2 separate regions of the Homo sapiens genome follow, and region 2 is linked to region 1. Evidence: chromatin loops called from intact Hi-C (ENCODE). Cell type or tissue: HepG2. All regions are shown on one strand. Each heading gives the region's core, and the rest is flanking DNA. Links, peaks and the distances in the headings are about the cores only.

What was found. Peaks named below come from ENCODE experiments on the same cell type or tissue, not always from the same donor. Only the 100,000 strongest peaks of a DNase experiment are listed, where the experiment ranks them.
Region 2: it touches region 1 in a loop (2.0-fold over the local background); 9 of 110 quality-filtered maps call a loop at or near these places.

The regions. Positions count from the first base shown.
Region 1 is chr15:64,639,268-64,648,085 of GRCh38, reverse strand. All of the region lies in intron 3 of ZNF609 (zinc finger protein 609), which reads right to left. Among named protein-coding and RNA genes, the nearest start is that of OAZ2, 60 kb to the left of the region's middle. In HepG2, for the core only: no CTCF peak of the experiment used is centred there; DNase peaks (open chromatin) are centred at 5,005 and 7,705; H3K4me3 peaks cover 493 bases.
Region 2 is chr15:64,590,621-64,599,438 of GRCh38, reverse strand. The region is part of intron 2 of ZNF609 (zinc finger protein 609); the gene reads right to left. LOC101930091 (a long non-coding RNA gene) reads left to right here. Exons shown (of 5, transcript XR_007064678.1): 4 at 307-394. It also overlaps the pseudogene RPS26P50. Among named protein-coding and RNA genes, the nearest start is that of OAZ2, 110 kb to the left of the region's middle. RefSeq lists a silencer at 1-83 and an enhancer at 2,409-2,458. In HepG2, for the core only: no CTCF peak of the experiment used is centred there; no DNase peak of the experiment used is centred there.

The DNA.
Region 1 (8,818 bases), core at 548-8,547:
CTGTGGACTAAAGCAAAAGACATCAACACCTGTAGGTTTATTTTGGGCTGAGAAGCAGGTTATTGATTTTACGTTTGACCTATTTCTACCAGAAAAGAAACAGATGCAGCAATAAAGCTACATACTGGTGGCAAAGTGAAAGACACACAGAACAGGTGGAAGAAGCAAAAAGAAAATGTCCAAGTAGGCAAAATGCAGCAAGAGGATAAAAAGAGAAAAGGGAGTTTGGACAAAAACCGAAAAGTCCAAAGCTGCAAGGTTATTATTATGAAACACATAATGTGTCTCCTTGGTATGTGAGGTACTTTATTGATGATGTAAAAAATGAAGCTCAGCTCTTGAAGAGCTAGAAAATTTAAGAAGTATCTTTTTTTAAACCATATAAAAGATATAATGACTAAGTCCATTATGATACATCCTTAACATGGAATACTCTGTAGTTATTTAAAATGTTATAGAAGGTCATTTAATGTTATGGAAATATGTTACAGGAATATATTTCTCTAAACAAAGAAGATTACGAAATATATAGAGAAGGGTCTCAATTTGTTAAAAATATAAAATAAAAGAAGCAACAAAAATATATAATATAAAAATTCAAACATTGGTTATCTCTGGGTAATTTATTCTTTTCCTCTTGGTGAATTTTGACTTTGTCTCCTAAATGTTCAACAATAAAAATTGTTACTTTTTCCTTTTGAACCATCACAATATCTAAAACTTTTTCATCACCTGAAATAGAAACTTTGTAGCCATTAAGCAATAATTCTCCATTCCCTATGCTCCCCACGGCCCTTAATATTCTTTCTGTCTATATAAATGTATCCATTCTAGATACCTAAGTGGAAAAAATACAATATTTGTCCTTTCGTGACTGGCTTATTTCACTTAACATGTATTTTCAAGGTTCATCCACATTGTAGAATCAGAACTTCATTTTTTTTTTTTTGGAGACAGGGTCTCACTCTGTCCCCCAGGCTGGATGGCAGTGGTGTGATCACAGCTCAAGCAATCCACCTGCCTCAGCCTCCTGAGTAGCTGGGAGTACTAAGTAAGCCTAACTGACAACATCCTATACAGTGATAATGAGTTTATCACTGCACGTGTTACCATACCAGGTTGATTTTTTTTTTTTTTTTTTTTTTTGAGACAGAGTCTCCCTCTGTCATCCAGGCTGAAGTGCCATGGCATGATCTCGGCTCACTGCAACCTCTGCCTCCCAGGTTCAAGCGATTCTCCTGCCTCAGCCTCCCGAGTAGCTGGTACTACAGGCATGCGCCACCATGCCCAGCTAATTTTTTGTATTTTTAGTAGAGATGGGGTTTCACCATGTTGGCCAGGCTGGTCTCGAACTCCTGACCTCAAGTGATCCGCCCGTCTTGGCCTCCCAAAGTGCTAGGATTACAGGCGTGAGCCACCGTGCCCAGTTTTTTTTTTTTTTTTTTTTTTTTGAGATGGAGTCTTGTTTCCATTGTGCAGGCTGGAGTGCAGTGGCACGATCTTGGCTCACTGCAACCTCTACCTCCCAGGTTCAAGCGATTCTCCTTCCTCAGCCTCCCGTGTAGCTAGGGTTACAGGTGTGTGCCACCAAACTTGGCTAATTTTTTTTGTATTTTTAGTAGAGATGGGGTTTTGCCATGTTGGCTAGGCTGGTCTCGAACTCCTGACCTCTGCTGATCCACCCACCTCGGCCTCCCAAAGTGCTAGGATTACAGACATAAGCCACCATGCCTGGCCGCCATTTTGTATTTTTTTCTAGAGATGCAGTCTTGCTATGTTGCCCAGGCTGGTCTTGAATTCCTGGGCTCAAGTGATCCTCCCATCTCAGCCTCCCAAAGTGCTGGGATTAGAGGCATGAGTCACTGTACCAGCTTTCATTTCTTTTTGTTTGCTGAATAATATTCCATTGTATGGCTATACCACATTGTTTATCCATTCATCTGTTGATGGACACTTGGGTTATTTCTACCTTCTGAATATTGTGAATAATACTGTCATATATTCACATACAAGTTTTTGTGTGAACATCTGTTTTCCATTCTTTTAAGTATATACCTAGGAGTAGAATTGCTGGATCATATGTTAATTCTGTTTAGCTTTTTGAGGATCCACCAAACTGTTTTCCACAATGGCTTGTACTCATTTTATGTTCCAACCAACAGTTCTCAAGGGTTCCAATTTCTCCACATCCTCTTGAACACTTTTTATTTTCCACATTTTTGATAACAACCATCCTAGTAGGTATGAAGTGGTAATTCATCATGGTTTTTATGTTCATTTCTCTTATAATTAATGATTCTGAGCATCTTTTCATGTGATTATTGGTCATTTAGATATCTTCTTTGGCAAAATGTCTATTCAAGTCTTACGCGCATTTTTGAATTAGGTTGTTTGGGTTTTTCATTGTTGATCTGTAGGAGTTCTTTATTCTAGATATTAATCACTTATCAGATACACGATTTGCAAATATTTTCTCTCATTCTATCTTTATTCTCTTGGTAGTATCCTTTGATAAACAAAAGTTATTAGTTTTGATGAAATCCAATTTATCTAATTTTTCTTTTGCTGGCTTGTGCTTTTGGTGTCATAGCTAAAAAATCAGGCATTACTTTTGAAATAATAAAATAATTTCAAAAATTAAAAAAAAAAATCAGAGGAAAAAACAGTTGCTAGTTGTGGGGCAGAAAATGTAGGACGCCGAGTGCAATGGCTCATGCCTGTAATCCCAGCATTTTGGGAGGCTGTGGTAGGCAGATCACTTGAGCCCAGGAGTTCAACACCAGCCTAAGTAACATGGTGAGACCCCATCTCTACAAAAAATAGAAAAATTAGCCGAGCATGGTGGCACACGCCTGTAGTCTCAGCTACCTAGAGGGTTGAGGTAGGAGGATATCTTGAGCTCAGGAGATGGAGGTGGCTGTGAGCCAAGACTGCACCACTGTACTCCAGCCTGAGGAAGGAAGGAAGGAAGGAAGGAAGGGAGGGAGGGAGGGAGGGAGGGAAAGAAAGGAAGGAAGGAAGGAAGGAAGAAAGGAAGAAAGAAAGGAAGGAAGAAAGGAAGGAAGGAAGGAAGGAAGAAAGAAAGAAAGAAAGAAAGAAAGAAAAAGAAAGAAAGAAGAAAAGAAAAGAAAGAGAGAGAAAATTTAGGAGAAGATATAGCTCATTATCTCTGAAATTATGCTTTGAATTCAAAGCACAGTAAGGGTAGCTAACAAAGTCTGTTTTAAGCATTCATACTCCTCTTCTTATTATAATGTGACTTAGTAGATGATTGCCTGGTCCAAAGACATGTATAATAAAAACAAAGCTACCCATTGGATCAAGAGCTCATCCATCAATTTTGCCCACCATCTATGGATGGCATTGCAGGTCACTTGGATAGTATCCACTTTGGACTTACATGCAAGACTTAGCAACAGTCCTTGGGCACCAAACCATTTTATAAGTTTTCTGCAATTTACAGTTGAACCCTCAGACTCACATATCAAGGCAGAAGCTCTGGTAAAGGTATACTTAGGTATGTAACACTGGATCCATCATCTGTTATATTTTAAAGACCTCTGATTCTTTTTATTATTTTTCTTTTTGTTTTTTATTGACACAGGGTCTCACTCTTGTCGCCTAGACTGGAGTGCAGTGATGTGATCATAGCTCACTGTAACCTCACACTCCTTGGCTCAAGTGATCCTCCCTCCTCAGCTTCCTGAGTAGCAAGGACTAGAGGCACACACCATCATGCCCAGCTAATTTTTAAATTTTTTTTTGTAGAGATGAGGTCTTGCTATATGTTGACCAGGCTGGTCTTGAATTTGGCTTAAAGCAGTCTTCCCAAAGTACTGGGATTATAGGTGTGAGCCATTGGCCTTGGCCTTCTTTTTCTTTATTCTTTTCCTCTTTTTAAAAAAAATTTGTCTTGGACAAGATGTTGTTGTTTAAAATAAATAAATAATACAAATAAAAAGCTTGTTCCCACATATATTTTGAGACAGGGTCTTGCTCTGTTGCCCAGGTTAGAGTATACCGGCAAGATCATGGCTCACTGTAGCCATGACCTCCTGGGCTCAAGTGATCCTCCCACCTCAGTTTCCTGAGTAGCTGGGATTACAGGTACATACTACCATGTCCAGCTAATTAAAAAAAAATTTTTTTTTTGATAGAGAAGGGGTCTTGCTATGTTGCCCAGGTTGGTCTAAAACTCCTGGGTTCAAGTGATCCTCTTGCCTCAGCCTCCCAAAGTGCAGGGATTACAGGCATGAGCCACCACACCTGGCCTACTTTGTTACCTTGTTCCCTTGAAAGTTGTATTTCCTTAGCTTGGTCAGAAAAATAGTAAGTGTTAAGCCTAATGTCCAGTGCTAGTATGAATAGTTAACAATAAATATTAATAATTGTTGCTGACACACTTTACACTGGTGCCAAATTGTTGTTCAATTTGGTCCTATTCTCTAGAAGTTGAATATGCCTTCAGTTATGGTCTTCTCTTTGCTTTCCTAGTAAAGTCCTCTTTACTCTCTCTAGACCTCTTATAATGGCCAAAGGTCCTTTTAACCACCACTAAATGATCAAAAACCTGTTAATGGTGTCTATGTAGTTCCTATTTTTATTTCTAAAGGAGAATGACAGACATATTTGTTTACTGATGTTCGGAGTAAGGGCAAGGAGGAAGATGCAGCTACAACCAATACCTCAACTCCCAGTCAGTACTAGTAGTTTTCTAAAGTTTTCCCACTCCAGTTTTCTAGTTCTCTTTAGAGGTTGAGGTGGAGAAACAGATCGTATGAAAGTAAATAAATTATAGTTTCTGGCCAGGTGTGGTGGCTCACGCCTGCAGCAAGGAATGTTGCAGGAAATTGGTAGGACTGAGAGCTGAGGGAGAGTTGCAAGAGGATGCCTGTGAGGAAGGCTGGTATGGAACTCTACATGCTACTACCTCTGCAGAAGCCTCAGATGGGAGAATGTAGAAATTGTTTCCTTCCCACAGCTGATCTCTGGTATGTTACTGTCTAATAATTAACTTTGACATGTGATTAGAGAGTATGTGCATTTATGAGCGCTATTTCCTCCAGGATGAAAGTTCAAACCAGAGATGTAGAGAAAGGGTAAATATATTCAGAAACTTCCAAGAGTGAGTTGCCTCCAGAAATGAAGAAACTAGAAAGAATTAGACCATGTGTGGTTACGTACTAGCTAAGATTTTCTTCTTAAATTGGTGCATAGTTGTTATCTGAAAACCATTTAAAAAAATTTTAGATTTACAGAAAATGAAAACCATTATAATAATAATTATTTTTTGAGACAGGGTCTTGCTCTGTCACCCAGGCTAGAGTGCAGTGGCACAGTCAGGGCTCACTGCAGCCTCGATCTCCCAGATTCGAGAGATCCTCCTGCTTCAGCCTCCTAAGTAGCTGGGACTACGGGAGTGTGCCACTTGCCTGGCTAATTTTTTTGATTTTTGGTAGAGAAGAGGTCTCATAGTGTTGCAGAGGCTGGTCTCGAACTCCTGGGCTCAAGTAATCCTCCCACCTTGGCCTCCCAAATTGCTAGGATGACAAGTGTGAGTCACTGTGTCTGGTCAAACTTTTTTTTTTAAACTGTCATACTGGCTGGGCGTGGTGGCTCACACCTGTAATCTCAGCACTTTGGGAGACCAAGGCAGGAGGATCACTTGAGGACAGGAGCTTGAAACCAGTCTGGTCAACACAGCGAGACCTAGTCTCTACAAAAGAAAAAAAAAGTTAGCCAGACATGGTGGTACACGCCTGTGGTTCCAGCTACTTGAGAAGTTGAGGTGAGAGGGTTGCTTGAGCCCAGGAGTTGGAGGCCGCAGTGAGCCATGATTGCACCACTGCACTCCAACCTGGGTGACAGAACGAGACTCTGTTTCAAAAAAATAAAAACAAAAACAAACCAAAAACCTGTATTTTAGCTCCAAATTTGTTGCTGCAATGCAAATTATTAGAGAGAATGCTTTTGCCATGCTATAAATACTCATGCCCTACCAAATTTCATGTAGGCAGAACCTCCAATCAGATTAACAGCAACATCTCTAGGTTTTTATCCTACTTATCCTGGCAAACCATTCATCCTCAATTCATGGATCTGACTGTAAGGAAGGGTCAAATTACGTACGAGTCTTCCAAAACCAGAAACCTAAAGGCAGAAATGTGGTTACTGTTCCTTTAGAGAGGATACTTCCAAAGAGAATCTATACACTATCCAGGAGTTCTTTATTAATATTCTAAGTATAAATATCTCAGATGATCCAATAAGCAATTTGGGATAGTCTGTAAAAATGTTCAAAGCCTCTGGAGACCCTTAAAAAAATACTGACACCTGGCTCCCACCCACAGTTATTCTGATCCAATTTAATTGGGTGAGATCTGGGGACTGGGATTTTAAAAACTCCCACTCCCAAACTCTAATGTACAGCAAAATGTGGAAACTACTGCTAAAGAAAATGATGTCTTCAAATTTGTCCACCTTCAAGTCTGGGTTGGAGAGAAAACAAAAATCTTAAACCCTTAATTCTGAGATCTTCTGGGACTCGAGGAGCCAAAGAAAGCACAAGTGTAGGCCAGGCGCGGTGGCTCACTCCTGTAATCCCAGCACTTTGGGAGGCCGAGGTGGGCGGATCACCTGAGGTCAGGAGTTCAAGACCAGCCTCAACATGGAGAAACCCCATCTCTACTAAAAATACAAAATTAGCCGGGCGTGGTGGTGCATGCCTGTAATCCCAGCTACTCGGGAGACTGAAGCAGGAGAATTGCTTGAACCTGGGAGGCAGAGGTTGTGGTGAGCCGAGATCATGCCATTGCACTCCAGCCTGGGCAGCAAGAGCGAAACTCCATCTCAAAAAAAAAAAAAAAGAAAGCACAAGTGTAACTAACACCCATCATCCTGGAACCATTTTCACATGACCATAGTATTTTCTCTCAACAGAATTTCAGGCAAAAGTATTATTAGAGAGCCAGCTGAAACCATTATTAAGCAAGTGTCAATTTGAAGAGCATTCAGATCTGGTACTGCTAAAACTATAGGCAGGAAAAGGACTAGTACAGGATAGAGAAGGCCAAAGTGGAATAACCAGTAAATGTAAACCACTTCACACCCACACTGTGGGGATGGGGTGTGCAAATGGGAGAAATGGGAAAGATGGGAGAAATGCAAAAAATCTGACACAGTTCCTCCTCCCATCTATACATTCTTACACTAGGGAAACTTTGCATAAGTGCCACAAAGGCTGTTTCACCACACCCTTAAATCGTATATCCTTCCTTTCCTCTTGCTGAGGTAACCATATCCTGCAGCCATGGCTGGAGAAGGTGGCTCAGCAAAGGTCATCATGCCTTTGGCTATACAGCTGGAGTCCTCTGAAAACCACTAGGAATAAGAAAGATGGTATCATCTCAATGGAACAGCTTTGAAAAAATACTTGCCTGGGGTTGAGAAGGAATCCCACTGTCCACAGCTTTACTGCTTTATGACCTAGCAGAAGGAACTAGGATAAGAATATGACTAGGCTTGGCTTATGCGAGGCACTTTTCCTTTTGGCCTTCTTCAGCCAGAGGCTAGTATGCTGCCAACTGCTGAAACCTATTTTTCTTTCTGGTAACCTCTACTTGACTGTTTCAGAGTTTGTTAACAGAGTAGAGCTGAACCACCCTTTCACTCTCAGTAAAAAAAAAAAAGAAAGCACAAGTGTATTTACCCAAGGAAGGGTAAATAGTAATGCAGAGAAAGGAACTCAAGTCTTGACGCAGCGGCTCATGCCTATAATCCCAGCATGTTGGGAGGCCAAGATGGGAGGCTGCTTGAGCCCAGGAGTTCAAGACCAGCCAGGGCAACAAAGTGAGATTTCAGCTCTACAAAAAGTAAAATAAAATAAGTAGATTTAAAAAAAGAGAGAGGAGGCCAGGCACGGTGGCTCATGAGGTCAGGAGATCAACACCATCCTGGCCAACATGGTGAAACACTGTCTCTACTAAAAAAAATACAACAATTAGCTGGGTGTGGTGGCAGGCACCTGTAGTCCCAGCTACTCAGGAGGCTGAGACAAGAGAATCGCTTGAACCCAGGAGGCGGAGGTTGCAGTGAGCTGAGATTGCGCCACTGCAATCCAGCCTGGGCGACAGAAAGAGACTCAAAAAAACAAAACAAAACAAAACAAAGCAAAAAAAGAGGAACTCAACCCAGTAACAGTTGGGGTCAGAGGGTGGATGATCTGCTCAGACTGACTTTGGGAAGCAATGTCTCTCATTATTATGCACATTTCTAGAAAATCTTCTCTCTCCAACTTGTGACAATAATTATTCTGAAATTTTCATTTGCCCCTTTTATGAATTGAACTGTGTCCCTGTCCCACCCTTCCCCTGCCAAAAAAAGGTATATTGAAGTTCTAACCCCTAGTACCTCAGCATATGACCTTATTTGGAAATAGGGTCTTTACAGAGGCAATCAAGTTATCAAGATAAGGTCATTAGGGTCTGCCCTAATCCAGTGACTGGTGTCCTTATAAAATGGAGCAATTTGGACACAGATATGCAAAGAGGGAAGACAGCCATGTGACTGGGATGATGCAGCTACAAGCCAAGGAACACTATGGATTGCCAGCAAAGAGCAGAAGAAAAGAAGAATTCTTCCCTAGAGCTGCAGGAGACAGATGGTCCTGCCAACACCTTGATCTCAGATGCCTGGCCTCAGGAACTGTGAAATAATAACTTTCTGTTGTTTTAAGCCACTCAGTTTTTGGTACATTGTTACAGCAGCCCAGGAAATTAATACAGCCCCAAAGGCAGATGTGGTGTTGATTAAATCAGTC
Region 2 (8,818 bases), core at 279-8,278, 48 kb after region 1:
CAAATATTTACTGAGCAACTGATACATGCCAGGCACCAGTCTAGGCACTGAGAATACAGCTATGAACAAACAGACAAACATCTCAGTCTTTGGAGCTTAAATCTGAGTGAATGACAGTCCATCACTGAAAGAAAAAGAAAAAAAACAGGTTTGGTTTTGGTTTGGAGGGAGGGTGCAGAGATTAATGCAATTAGGTGTTTTTAAAATTTTTTACTTTTTTGTTTGATATCTTCTCAAAAACCAAAAAAAAAAAAAAAAAAAAAAAAAAAACCACCACAAAATAACTTTTTTTTTTACTTTGCTCAGTTGCCAGCACTACAGGAAAGAGAAGCCTGGAAGTACATTATGGGAAAAGAAGTAGATAGGTCTTCAGTGTAAAATCTGAAGGGGTCATGTGAGTATTTTTAAGGATTCAATAATATACATAAACACAAATAAAAACACAGTATATTTCCCATCTATTTGGCAAAGATGAGAGAGTTGAACATATCCCAGTTGGTAAGAGTATGTAAAAACAATAGGGACTTTTATGCAGTATTGGTTGGTGCCTTCTCTAGAGGGCAGTTTGGCAATATGTATCAAAATATAAAATGCACATGTTCTTTTGTCCCAAAATTCAATTTCTAGGATTTGTATCAAGAAGATAACAGGATATATATATATATATATATATATATATATATATATATATATATACACACACAAAGATGTATGATGGACAGTTTTCTTCAATGTTGTTTTTAATAGCCAAACCAAAAAATAACCACAAAACCAGAAACAATCTATAGGTCCATCATAGCATAGATCCCTATCTACATCAATGACATATCTACAACATATTTTTTAGTGAATTAAAGGAAAAAGTATGATGGAGCATGTACTATATTGGCCCATTAATGTTAAATTTAACTCTACTTTTTGTTTGAGAAGTGTTAGAAAATTAAAAAATTAAAGATAAATAAAAATAAACTGATCTATACATAAGTATATACAACTCATAAAATGCGTAGATCAGCAGATAGAGGCTGGATGTGGTGTCTCATGCCTGTAGTCCCAGCACTTTTGGAGGTTGAAGCAGGTGGATCACTTGAGGCCAGGAGTCTGAGACCAGCATGGACAACATGGTGAAAACCTGTCTCTATCAAAAATACAAAAAATTAGCCAGGCGTGGTGGTGCATACCTGTAATCCCAGGTATTTGGGTGGCTGAGGCACAAGAATCGCTTGAACCCAGGAGGCAGAGTTTGCAGTGAGCTGAGACCGTGCCACTGCACTCCAGCCTGGGTGACAGAGCGAGACTATCTCAAAACAAAACAAAGCAGATAGAATTAGAGGTTTAGATCTGGAAGGATGTTCTAGCCATCATGTCTATAGTAATATTCTAGATGATTTTTACTTTCTCTTATGTTTTTTGGCATTTAATTTTTCATTACATTGATAATTTATTTTTCTAGTTTAAAATGCTCTTTTTATTTTGAAAGAAAAGGAAGGAATATTTATATACATAGTGAAGGCTTACTATAAGGGTAGGGTAGGTAAGGGAAGAGATTGAGAATAGTGTGACATATAAGTAGATGGGGGAGGCAGAAGGGTAAGGACATTAAGTCAGAAGATCCACTGCACAGGTCACTGGGTGGTCCTGTGAGCTGGGGATGGGGCAGTATCTCTGTGACCTTCCTAGAGCAGATAGATATTCATAACCTAAAGATAGCCTGTATTCATTTGATTCTGGTTGTCTAGAACCAAGCAGCATCTTCCACATTTATGCAAATATGCAAGATCTTTGTTGAGAAATAAACAACAATATCAAACCCCTCTCTGTGGCAACCAGAATCCTATCTGGAACAGGGCCAGAAAAAGCCATGTTTTCAGCACTTCAGAGAAAACTGCCGCTGCTGCTTATCAAATTAAAATGCAAAGCAGATCACTCCAGTGTCATTGGGAACTGTCAGAAAGGGATTATGGTTCCCACCCCAAGGATGCAGGTCAGCTAAACAATACCCATCTTCCTGTGCTGAGAAGGAGGGAGAAGGAGGAGAAAGATTAGGTCTGTTTCCAAATAGCAGTCCCTCCTGCTTGTTACCGTGGTAACCTCCTTTCCCTGAGCTGCTCTCATTTGTCTCTCTCTGCCTGACCTTCATGTTGCTTTGACAGTAACTGAGGAGGAAAAGTGCCCGTCTGCCAGCTAAGCACTCAAGCTGAGGGCACTGAGCAAGAAAAAGAGGCACTCAAAGTCCCTCTCATTCTAGACTCTAAACTGTGACCTTAGAGTGATTAGAGTCCTGAAAGAGGTTTCTGGTGGCCCTTGTCATTCCATCCTTCCTCCCCTGTGCTCAGGGCCATCTCATTTCTTGGATATACCCTTTAAGTGTCAGGAATCTGGTCAGAGTCAAGTGGGTAGGTGAGAAGTCACAGAGAAGAGAAAAAACAAGGCACAACAAGCTGAAGAACAGAGATAATAAAATATTAATTCAAAACTGCCTAAGACAACTATCAGCATAGCAGTTAAGTACAGCTTTTAGTTTCCCTTTCTCTTCAGGATTTGTGCCGTATTTTCAGTCAGTAGAGGTGTAAGGGCAATTAAGGTACTTGGGGCAGGGTTGGTGAAAGGGTACAAATAGTGCTTTTTAATGTTTTTCAAGCCTAGGATAACAGAACCCAACCATTTAACAAATAATTATTGAGTACTTCTTATGTATGGCTCCTATGCTATACACACTGAGTATAGGTGGTAAACGAAAGGGACTGGTAAGTAAATACAAATTAGATATAAATTAGAAACTGCTATTAGGAGACAAATAGGTCATGTGATAAGAGAACAATGAGAAGGGAGCTACCTTGGGTAATCAGAGATGGCATCTCTAAGGCTGGATTTAAACTGAGGCCCAAAAGATGAGAAGGAGCCATCCATGTGAAGAGCCAAGGGATAAGCACTATAGGCAGAGGGAACAGCATATGCAAACTCCTAAGGCAAGAAAGAGCTTGGCATAGAGCACGGTGGCTCACGCCTGTAATCTCAGCACTTTGGGAGGCTGAGTTGGCCAGATCACAAGGTCAGGAGTTTGAGACTAGCCTGGACAATATGGTGAAACCCCATCTCTGCTAAAAATACAAAAAAATTAGCCGGGCATGGTGGTGCATGCCTGTAATCCCAGCTACTCTGGAGACTGAGTCAGGAGAAGTGCTTGAACCTGAGAGGCAGAGGGTGCAGTGAGCTGAGATCGCGCCGCTGCACTTTAGCCTGGGGCAACAGAGCGAGACTCCATCTCCAAAAGAAAAAAAGAAAGAGCTTGGCATATATTTATATATTTGAGGTCCATATTTCATTTCATATTACTAGACACACCATGGAAAAACAAGTCTGCTGATTCTAGAAGCTCAAGAGGCTGAGGGAATGGGCAACATTAAAACAGCTAGCCAAATGTTATCCAGTGATTTCACAAATAATTTATTTATTAAGCTACCAATCATGAAGATACTATGGACAGCCCACTTATCCAAAGTCTGAGAAAAATAAGAGCTATGATGGTGGGGTCAGTTTTCTGTCAATAGCAGTCACTGTCATTCCAAATGACACTTACTATGAGAGCAGGACTGATTTCCATTACTTAAATGGCATCCTCAAACCCATTTAAGACTTTGCCCCAAACCTCCTTAAAGTGATTTACACATTGGAGTAATTATCTTACAAAGGAGGTGGGAAGGGGCCAGGTTTTAGTCCCAGTTTTTTACCATTTATCTGTATAACCTTAAGTAAGTCACTTCACTTCTCCAAACTTCAAGACATGAGGTAGTTGGATGTTATGACCCCTAAGGATATTGTATTAGGGCTTGTTCAGCTAGAAATGATAGAAAAACCACTGCCAACCTGACTTAAAAAGAGAATTTAGTGGCTCTCGTGTAACTGAAAAAGTCTATATCACACATGACCTGATGTACGGGCTCAAATGATGTCTTCGGGCCCAATTTCAAACCCTCCCTCTCTTGGTGTTTTCTCTGGCACAGCTGCATTGTCAGCCAGGATCTCCTCCTAGGTGGCAAGGTGGCTGTAGCACTTCGATTTTTTTTTTTTTTTTTTTGAGACGGAATCTTCCTCTGTCGCCCAGGCTGGAGTGCAGTGGCATGATCTCAGCTTACTGCAACCTCTGCCTCCCGGGTTCAAGTGATTCTCCTGCCTCAGCCTCCCAAGTAGCTGGCATTTCAGATGCCCACCACCACGCCCGGCTAATTTTTGGTATTTTTAGTAGAGACGGGGTTTCACCATGTTGGCCAGGGTGGTCTCAAACTCCTGACCTCAGGTGATCCACCTGTCTTAGCCTCCCAAAGTACTGAGATTACAGGCACGAGCCACCGCGCCCGGCCCAAATTTTATAAACTCACAGCTCCAAACCCAGTAGAAAGAGACACATTCTTTTCTTTTTTCTTTTTTTTTTTTTTTGAGACGGAGCCTCGCTCTGTTGCCCAGGCCGGACTGTAAGCTCCACTTCCCGGGTTCACGCCATTCTCCTGCCTCAGCCTCCCGAGTAGCTGGGACTACAGGCACCCGCCACTGCGCCCGGCTAATTTTTTGTATTTTTAGTAGAGACGAGGTTTCACCTTGTTAGCCAGGATGGTCTCGATCTCCTGACCTCATGATCCACCCGCCTTGGCCTCCCAAAGTGCTGGGATTACAGGCGTGAGCCACCGCGCCCGGCCGAGACACATTCTTTTCTAATCACACTAACAAAAATCCTTACGTTCATTCTGATTGGACCAGCTTCTGGAGTTTAAAATCAATGGCCCTCAAAATCTTTACATTTTGTGACCAGGTGCAGTGGCTCATGCCTGTAATCCCAGCACTTTGGGAGGCTGAGGCAGGCAGACTGCTTGAGCTCAGGAGTTAGAGACCAGGCTGGGCAACATGGTGAAACCCGGTCTTTACCAACAATACAAAAAAAAAATTAGCCAGATGTGGTGTTAAGAGCCTGTAGTCCCAGCTACTGAGGTGGCTGAGGTGAGAGGATCACCTGAGCTCAGGAGGTGGAGGTTGCAGTGAGCTGAGATCACACCACTGCACTCCAGCCTGGGTGACAGAGTGAGACCCCGTGTCAAAAAAAAAAAAAAATTTTGAGCATTCTCCAAGTCTTCGCCTTTTCTGGTTTTAATTTAAAACAAACAAACAAAAAAAACAAAACAAAACATAGTGCATATGTAGTTTTTGTCTGCCCAGAATCCCTCTTTTCTGCAGAAAACTGCCTTACTCCCACTCCACGTGTTCCTAGTAAGATAACAATCACAGTGCCCTTTCAGCTACCTGGCTCTGGGAGTGGGTTCAGTATCAACCTATTCTTTCAGTTCTTCTAAAGTAAACTGCTGATGGAATATTTCTTTAGTCTTTCAAGAGGGCAGAGCCATGCTTCTTCCTTAATATGTGTGTTCATGACATAAAACCCTTCAAACCTCTCCTAATCTTAAAAGTATTAAATGTTTACATCTTCCTCAAACATAATACTTGATTGACAGTCAAGGAGTTCCAACACAAAACTATTAATATGGCGAGACAGCAAACACCAACCCTTCTTATCCACTCAATTATACTATGAAATGAGTTATGGTTGAATCATCAGAATGTTCTGGAATGGCTGGGTACAGTGGCTTACACCTGTAATCCCAGCACTGTAGGCAGGTGGATCACTTGAGTCTAGGAGTTTGAGACCAGCCTGGGCAACATGGTGAAACCCTGTACCTACAAAAAATATATAAAACATTAGCCAGGTATGGTGGCACGCACCAGTAGTCCCAGCTACTGGGGAAGCTGAGGTGGGAGGATTACGTGAGTCTGGGAGGCGGAGGTTGCAGTGAGCTGTGATTGCACCACTGCACTCCAGCCTGGGCGAGAGAACAAGACCCTGTCTCAAAAACAAACAAGAGAACATTCTGGATGACTTATTTCTCCTAGAACAACTAGATTTTTCAGACTATGAAAGGTTATCAGAATTTCACTGCATCGTGAACATTTTTGTGTCAATTAGCTATAACTTAAAACATTATTTTTATTTATTTATTTAAGTACAATTTCCATTTTATTTTTCTCCAGAGAATAGCCTGTCTTCAGTCTTTAAGAACTCACCTCCTTACATGGGCTTTGGTGGGGGACGTGGGGCAGCACCCGCAGGTCTAAATCGGGGTGGGGGTGTTCGGTCCTTGCGGGCTTCACGAGATCGATTCCTGACTACTTTGCTGTGAATTGCACAACTCACACAGTAATGCAGCTTCACATACAGCTTGGGAAGCACATAGGCATCGAAGACGCTCGCTTCAGAAATGTCCCTGACTGCTGCGGACTCCACTATGTTTCGAATGACGAATTTCTTAATGGCCTTGTCTTTGGGCACGCATCGGGCACAGTTAGTGCAGCGAATAGGCTGCATGTGGCCGCGGCCCTTTTTGGCACGACCATTGTTCCTTCTTTTCTTTGTCATCTTGGAGGCACGGACCGGAGAGAGCAAAAACATTATTTTTATTTTATTTATTTATGTAATTTTTTGAGACAAGAGTCTTGCTCTGTTGCCCAGGCTGGGGTGCAGTGGCGCGATCCCAGCTCACTGCAACTTTTGCCTCCTAGATTCAAGCAATTCTCCTGCCTCAGCCTCCCAAGCAGCTGGTATTTCAGATGCCGGGCTAATTTTTTTTTTTTTTTTTTTTAAGTAGAAATGGGGTTTCATCATGTTGGCCAGTCTGGTCTTGAACTCCTGACCACAGGTGATCTGCCTGCTTTGGCCTCCCAGAATGCTGGGATTGCGGGCCTCGTGAACCACCATGCCTGGCCAACTTAAAACATAATTTTAAATGCTTGAACAGAATTATTACCATTATTATTTTTTTGAGACAGTCTCACTCTGTCATGCAGGCTGGGGTGTAGTGGCGAGATCCCAGCTCACTGCAGCCTCCACCTTCTGGGTTGAAGCAATTCTCGTGCCTTAGCCTCTCAAGTAGCTAGGATTACAGGCACCTGCCACCAGAGCTGGCTAAATTTTCATATTTTTAGTAGAGATGGGGTTTCACCAAGTTGGCCAGACTGGTCTCAAATTCCTGGCCCCAAGTGATCCAACTGCCTTGGCCTCCCAAAGTGCTGGGATTATAGGCGTGAGCCACCATGCCCAGCTGAATAGAATTATTTTGAACAAACCAACCACGATTCATTTAACCAATTAACTATAGATGGATATTTAGGTTGTCCTAATTTTCACTTGTATAAACAAGGCTGAGAGAAATATCTTTTTTTTTTTTTTCTTTGAGGCAGGGTCTTCCCTCTGCTGACAGGCTGGAGTGCAGTGATGTAATCATGGCTCACTACAGCCTTGACCCCCAGAGCTCCAGTGATCCAGTGATCTATCTCAGTCTGCCAAGTAGCTGAGACCACAGGCACATTCCACCAGCTGATTAAAAAAAGGCCGGGTGTGGTGGCTGACACTCGCAATCCCAGCACTTTGGGAGGCCAAGGCGGGCGGATCACCTGAGGTCAGTTTGAGACCAGCCTGGCCAACATGGTGAAACCCCATCTCTACTGAAAATAGAAAAATTAGCTGGGCGTGGTGGTGTGTGCCGGTCGTCCCAGCTACTTGGGAGGCTGAGGCAAGAGAATCACTTGAACCCGGTGCACGGTAGGTCGAGATCGTGCCACTGCACTCCAGCCTAGTGACAGACCAAGACTCTGTCTCAAAAAAAAAAAAAAATTATTTTTAGTAGAGATAGGACCTCACCATGTTGCCTAGGCTGTTCTCAATCTCATGGGCTCAAGCGATCTACCCACCTCAGCCTCCCAAAGTGCTGGGATTATAGGCATGAGCCACCATGCCTGGCTGAGAGAAATATCTTTGCACCTGTTTCACTAGTTTCATAGGGTGAAGTCCTACATATAAGCAAGTAAAAGGGTATGCACATTTTGAGGCTTTTTTTAAAACATTTTTTATAGAGACAGGGTCTCGCTTTGTTGAGGAGGCTGTTTTTGTTTGTTTGTTTGTTTGTTTTTTGAGATAGAGTCTGTCTCTGTCGCCCAGGCTGGAGTGCAGTGGCGCGATCTTGGCTCACTGCAACCTCTGTCTCCTGGGTTCAAGCGATTCTCCTGCCTCAGCCTCCTGAGTAGCTGGGACTACAGGTGCATGCCACCACACTCAGCTAATTTTTGTATTTTTAGTAGATACGGGGTTTCACCATGTTGGCCAGGATGGTCTCGATCTCTTGACCTCATGATCCGCCAGCCTTGGTCTCCCAAAATGCTGGGATTGCAGGCGTGAGCCACTGCACTTGGCCTCGGAGGCTGGTCTTGAACTCCTGGGCTCAAGCAATCCTCCCAAGCTCAGCCTCCCAAAGTGCTGGGATTACATGCATAAACGAGCATGCCCGGCCTTTAAGGCTTTTCGATACATACTACTCAACCAACTTCCAGGCTTTCTGGAACTTAAAGAAAACTCTATGGTATTGCCTACATTTCCAGGGTAGTTTATTTACTCTTCTCAGGACCTTTTTAAGGTATTATCAGAAATGTACAAAGTTTTCTACTTTTGAACCTATTTGTCTTTATCTTCAAGGGATAACATTTTGTGTTTGTTTTTAATGCCAACAAACACAAAATGGTTATGGTTAGTATAACCATTACCTTGTAAACTGACATTGAAAGCTACTGCTCTTATCTTAAGGAGGTCTATATTGATTTCTGGATTCCTTTCCTGGGTTACATGACTACTCTAAACCCAGATACATATATATATACATATATATATATGCATGTATATGTGTGTGTGTGTTATGTGTATGTAAAATAAATATATATTTTCTAT